Regions from separate parts of the Homo sapiens genome. Here region 2 is linked to region 1. Evidence: read pairs that join two places in POLR2A ChIA-PET (ENCODE). Cell type or tissue: PC-3. All regions are shown on one strand. Each heading gives the region's core, and the rest is flanking DNA. Links, peaks and the distances in the headings are about the cores only.

Evidence for each region. Peaks named below come from ENCODE experiments on the same cell type or tissue, not always from the same donor. Only the 100,000 strongest peaks of a DNase experiment are listed, where the experiment ranks them.
Region 2: POLR2A ChIA-PET joins it to region 1 with 28 read pairs; 6 of 35 experiments call an interaction of 5 or more read pairs at or near these places.

The regions. Positions count from the first base shown.
Region 1 is chr1:8,341,982-8,344,884 of GRCh38, reverse strand. SLC45A1 (solute carrier family 45 member 1) reads right to left here. Exons shown (of 9, transcript NM_001080397.3): 9 at 720-1,138. The coding sequence ends at 872. Among named protein-coding and RNA genes, the nearest start is that of SLC45A1, 25 kb to the right of the region's middle. RefSeq lists an enhancer at 1,269-2,009. In PC-3, for the core only: no CTCF peak of the experiment used is centred there; a DNase peak (open chromatin) is centred at 1,304; H3K4me3 peaks cover 638 bases; H3K27ac peaks cover 1,462 bases.
Region 2 is chr1:8,215,785-8,218,687 of GRCh38, reverse strand. No RefSeq gene overlaps it. Among named protein-coding and RNA genes, the nearest start is that of LINC01714, 8.6 kb to the right of the region's middle. RefSeq lists an enhancer at 1,322-1,823. In PC-3, for the core only: no CTCF peak of the experiment used is centred there; no DNase peak of the experiment used is centred there.

The DNA of each region.
Region 1 (2,903 bases), core at 246-2,745:
TGGATGGATGGATGGATGGATGGATGGATGGATGGATATATGGAGAAGTGGATATTTAGATGGGTGGATGGGTGGATATGTGGATGGATGGATATATAGATGAGTAGATATTCAGATGGGTGGATATTTGGATGAGTGGACGGATGGTTATGTGGACGGATGAATGGGTGGGTATGTAGATGGATGGATATATAGATGAGTGGATATTTGGATGGGAGGATATTTGGATGAGTGGATGGATGGTTATGTGGATGGGTGGATATGCGGATGGGTAGATGAATGAATGGATGAGAGAATAAATGGATGAATGGACAAGTGAATGAATATGAGGCCTTCTGATCCAAAAGACCTGTATACTGTGACTCTACCCTGGGATGCAATGTACAGAATGTATGGTCCAGTTAGACCAGGCTCACTCTACCTCAGCACAATTGACAGCTGGGTCTTGCTAGCTCCTTGCTGTTGGGGCGGTCCTGTGTGCCGTGGGAGGTTTACAGCATCCCCGAGTTGTGACAACCAAAGCTATCTCCAGACTTTGCCAGATGTCTTCCTGGGGGTGGGGGTGGGGTGGCAAAATTGCCCCTGGTTGAGAACCATTGAATTACACCTTTACTTTCAAAAAAAGATTCTTACAAACCTCCCCTGCCCGAGTCCTCAGGAGGGTAACTCAATCCCATGGGGACCTCTCAGCCACCAGAGAGCAATGCCTAGAAACCATAGGCTTTGCCGCTGTCATTTATTATTTTATCACATATTTACATTCCAGTAGGCAGCCAGTCCCCCTGTCCAACAAGGCCCTTTGGTCCTCACTGGTCGGCCTGCTCCAGACCCCCAGGTGCAGGCGCGTGTCCGGAGTCGAGGCTCCGCGATGTCAGACGTTCAGCAGGAGGGGCCGGTGCTCCTCGTCTGCAGCGTCGCTGGGAGGAATTTCATAAATGACAAACAGGGAGGAGTACAGGCAGCCCAGGAAGGACACGAGGCTGGAGAAGTACATCACCCCGTTGGCACTGCCCACGGCCGAGGTCAGGGGCCCCAGGACCAGGGAGACCAGAATCTGAGCCAGGAAGTACTGGCAGCTCAGCAGAGAGATGTCCACGCCCATGCCCCGCCGGGTGCCGTCCGCACTGGACCCTGCAAACTGACCCAGAGGAAGAAACGTGTCAGCGAGACACGCCGCGGCCAGCACGGGGTGACCGAGCTCGGTGTGTCCTGCGAGCCCAGGAGGCCCGAGCGGCCCACACACAGCGGCCTCACATTTTTCAGCGCCAACATGCACAGGGAGTTCAGCCAAGAGTTTAACAATATTTGTGTTCGGAGAGATGACGACAATGAAAAGAATCCATGACTAATGGGGCAGAGGGCTGAGCTCCCACGGGCCGAGGTGGCGGGAGACACTTTCCCCGCTCAGCACTTGAGCTCTTCCCCATCCTCTCACCCAAAGAAAACCAATCTGCCCAGCCAGGCGACCGCTCCACTCCTGCCATCCCCTCCTTCACCTTCATCCAGGATGGGACCTGCCCTACACCCCCAAAGTCCTCTGCACATGACAGCCGCTGGTCCTCTGTCCGAGGCTCCAAGGTCCTCGTGGCCTCCAGCTTGGGCACGTCACTCACTCTCCCTCCCCTGCATGCCATGCTGGGGGACAGTGGCTGAGAGTGTGGTCTGTGCAGAGTGACGGTGGGGAGCGGTGGCATGGCTTTCCCTCACTGGGCTCCCCCAGCACCAGCCGGCCTGCAAGGTGCTGCGTGAGTGGGCATTGCTGTGACCTGGGAGCCTGGGCCTCCCCTGCGGCTTCCCCCCATCAGAAGGGCTGTGCTCAGGGCCAGCCCAGCTGAACTTGTCAGACTCCAAACTCCCTAAAACAAATCAGGCCCAGGCCTGGGGGAGGCAACTGAGGCATGAGATTAAAAGGGAGAGAGAGAAACTCAGTAATCCAGGTCACATTTCTTTTCTTTCTTTCTTTTCTCTTTTCTTTTTTTTTTTTTTGAGACAGGGTCTTGCTCTGTTGCCCAGGCTGGAGTGCAGTGGCACAATCTCAGCCCACTGCAGCCTCAGCCTCCTGGGCTCAAGTGATCCTCCCACCTCAGCCTCCCGAGTAGCTGGAACTACCGGTGCATGCCACCACACCTGGCTAATTTTTAATTTTATTTTTTTAGAGATGGGGTCTGACTATGTTGCCCAGACTGTCCAGGTAATATTTCAATGCAGCATTTTAAGATTTCAAAGTCACTGCAAAGGAAAATTATGGTGGGAACATTATGTGACCATAAAAGGGAAGGAGGCGCTGACCCAGGAAACAGCACAGATGGAGCTCGAAGCCCACAGCTGCACTGCAGATGCCAGACACGAGAGGCCGCAGACTGCCTGACTCCATCACAGGAGACGTCCCAAATAGGCAAGTCCATGGGGACAGGAAGAAGGTTAGCGGTCACCTAGGCCTGGGAGAGTGGGAGGGTCAGAGGGGTGATGGCTGACGGGTTTCTTCCTGGGGTGACAAAACTGTTCTGAAATTGATGGTGGTGATGGTTGTACAACTCTGCGTGTGCTGAAACCGCCGAACGGTGCACATCACACACTGTTAGATGGTGCATATTTCAATACAGCCGGTAAAAGTCTATGCTGAGCAAAATATCAACAAAAATTTAAGGCACTTTATTTATGTATGTATGTATTTATTTGAGACGGAGTCTCACTCTGTCGCCCAGGCTGGAGTGCAGTGGCACGATCTCAGCTCACTGCAAGCTCCGCCTCCCGGGTTCACGCCATTCTTCTGCCTCAGCCTCCAGAGTAGCTGGGACTACAGGCGCCCGCCACCACGCCCGGCTAATTTTTTGTATTTTTAGTAGAGAAGGGGCTTCACTGTGTTAGCCAGGATGGTCTCGATCTCCTGACCTCGTGATCCA
Region 2 (2,903 bases), core at 155-2,654, 130 kb after region 1:
TGGCTAGACAGGGGCTCAGGGGACAGGGAGGCTGCAGGAGTGATCTGTACCTTCCTCCTTTATGGAAGTTGGGTGGGCTCCCCCGACGGGGGCTGGGCCACATTTCATGTGAAGCATGCAAATCCTTGTGGTCTAACTCCCTTTACATCCCCAGGTCGTGGCAGCCCCAAATGTGGCTCCACCCCAAAGATTGGGCTCTCAGCCTCCGGTCCAGTCCCAGAGGCAAGCCGAGTGGGTCTTCCCTCTCCCTCCAAAGACAAGGCAACTGGTGTCCGAGTCATACTCTGAGGATAAACCTATTTCCTAAGCAAAAGCCTCTCCATCATGGAAAAGCATCCACCAGCCACGGTCCTCCCCAGGCTACCTGTGGGGCCCAGGAAGGCCTGCATGAAGTCGGGAGCGGAGCTTGTTGGGCGCCTGGTATTTATCAACTCCTGTGCTCCAGCCTGGGCGACAGAGTGAGACTCTGTCTCAAAAATAAATAAGTAAAAAAGTAAATAACCTGATCCTGTCTTTATCTAGGTTTAAACAAATCTCTTGCTCATGATGACTTGTTTGCATTAATTTGTATTTTTAAAAACACTGCACTAAAATATTATTTATGTTGAATAGTTTTTTTTTGACACCCCTCCTTTAATTTTGCACCCACAGCCTCACCCTAGTCCCTGGCCTGAGCCACATCCGCTTTCCCCAGGTCTCCCATTTTATTTTGAGACAGGGGCTCACTGTCACCCAGGCTGGGGTTCAATGGCATGATCATGGCTTACTGCAGCCTCAACCCACTGGGCTCAAGTGATCCTCCTGCCTCGGCTTCCCAAAGTGCTGGGATTACAGGCTGGAGCCATCGCTCCCGGCCCTGGATACTTTTAATTTTGCAGCTGGAGAAGGGAACACAAGGGGAATGGAGGGTTTGTTGAAATTAAAGCGCACGGCGAGAAAGGATGGGTCACTAGCATCCTCCTTTTCCCTGCGCGGGTGTCCCCGGAAGCACCCCCTCCCTCGCCAAGCCCAGCTTCTGCACAGGCTCCAGGAGACGTTGCTCCGGGGTCCTGCCGGGGACACCGGGCTGCGTCCCCGTCGGCCGCCGCGCAGATGCGCACTTGGAGCAGACTCGGGTTCCGGGGCTGGGGGAAAGAGAAACCCGGGCTCCAAACCCTCCTGGAAGTCTCTTGAGGGCGCGAGCTCCGCAGAGGCAGGAGCCTCCGCGCACGTGCACGCCCGAAACTGCTAAAGCCCACGCGCGAGCTTGACCGCCGCGTGGAGGCGCCGGCTGCGGGGAGAGAAGCCGCCCCGGCCCCGGCCCCTTCCTGCGGCGCCCTCCGGCCCTGGCCCCGGCCCCAGCCGTGCGCGGGCGGCCGCTCCCCCACAAGCTGGCCTGGCTGACCCAGCGCCGCCGCTGGGCCTTCAAAGGGCGGCCGCTTCCTGTCGCCCCGGGACGGCTCGGCCGAGCCCTCCTCGTCACGGGGCGGGCGTCCCCGCCGTCACCTCCTTTGCCCTTAGTCGGGAGGACGCCCCCCTACTGCACTCCCCGGCCGAGCTGGGCAGACCCCCGTCCTCCCACCTGGGGGCTCCTCCTTCTGCTCCCTCGCCTCCCTCTGCTCTCCGGTCCCCTCCCCTCGCCCTCATCTCTGGGAAAGTTGTTTCAGCCCTGAAGTGTGCCTGAGCACGAGCACCTTCTCCTCCTCCCTGTTCCCCATACGAGTCACAGGAATGACCCAAGGCACTGGATAAAAATTCAGATTCCTGCGGACTCTGATTCCGAAGGTCTGAGTGGTGGTGTTGGGGTAGGGGTGAGGGCGCCCCAGGAATCTGTACAACTGACAAGCAGAAGAATCTAATGGAGAAACTGGGCTAGAATCAGTCACTGACTGTCCTTGCTTAAGCCCGGGAGGTTGAGGCTGCAGCGTGCTGTGATTGTGACACTGCACTCCAGCCTAGGCGACAGAGCAAGACCCTGTCTCAAAAATAAAAAGAAAAAAGAAAAAAAGAGGAAAAGGCTGGGCGCGGTGGCTCAGGCCTATAATCCCAGCACTTTGGGAAGCCAAGGCGAGCGGATCACAAGGTCATGCGTTCCAGACCAGCCTGGCCAACGTGGTGAAACCCCGTCTCTACCAAAAATACAAAAATTAGCCAAGCGTGGTGGTGCACGCCTGTGATCCCTGCTACTCAGGAGGCTGAGACAGGAGAGTTGCTTGAACCCGAGAGGCAGAGGTTGCAGTGAGCCGAGATAAAGCCACTACACTCCAGCCTGGGAGTCTCAAAAAAAAAAAAAAAAAAAAAAAGAAAGAAAGAAAGAAAGAAAAAAAAAAAGGATCACTGCCTCCTTTTCCTTCCCTTCACTGTCAAACTGCTCTCTAAGCTTTGTCCAAGCTGGCTAACCCACCATCATCAAAATCCTCCAAGTATTCTTTTTAAAGCAAAGGAATTTTTGTGTTTATATAATTTCAAACTTACTTAAAGACATTGCAAGAATATGACCAAGAACTCCTACAAACCCTGGGCCTAGTTTCTCCACGGGGGTGCATTTTGCCACACTGGCTTTATCACTGTCTCCAAATAGATAAGGATTTTTTTCTAAACCATTTATGCAAGTAAATTGCAGAGGTCATGTCTCCTATCTCTAAATACTTGGTCATGTCTTTACTGAGGACAAGGACATTCATGGCACAGTTAGCAAAAGAAAAAGACTTTTAAGGACCCCCAGTGACTTCTGAGCTGCCCAACCCAATGGCCTTTCTGCCCCTTGGTCTCTGGGTCTCTGTCCCCCTGTCTCGGTCTGTGTCTCTGTCTCTCTGTCTCTGTTGCTCTATCTCCCCCGATTCTCCCCTTCCATGGGCTCCTCTCTGCCTGCCCCTGCGAGGTGGATTCTTCCAGGTCTTGTTTTCTGTGTTGTTTTACAGCCC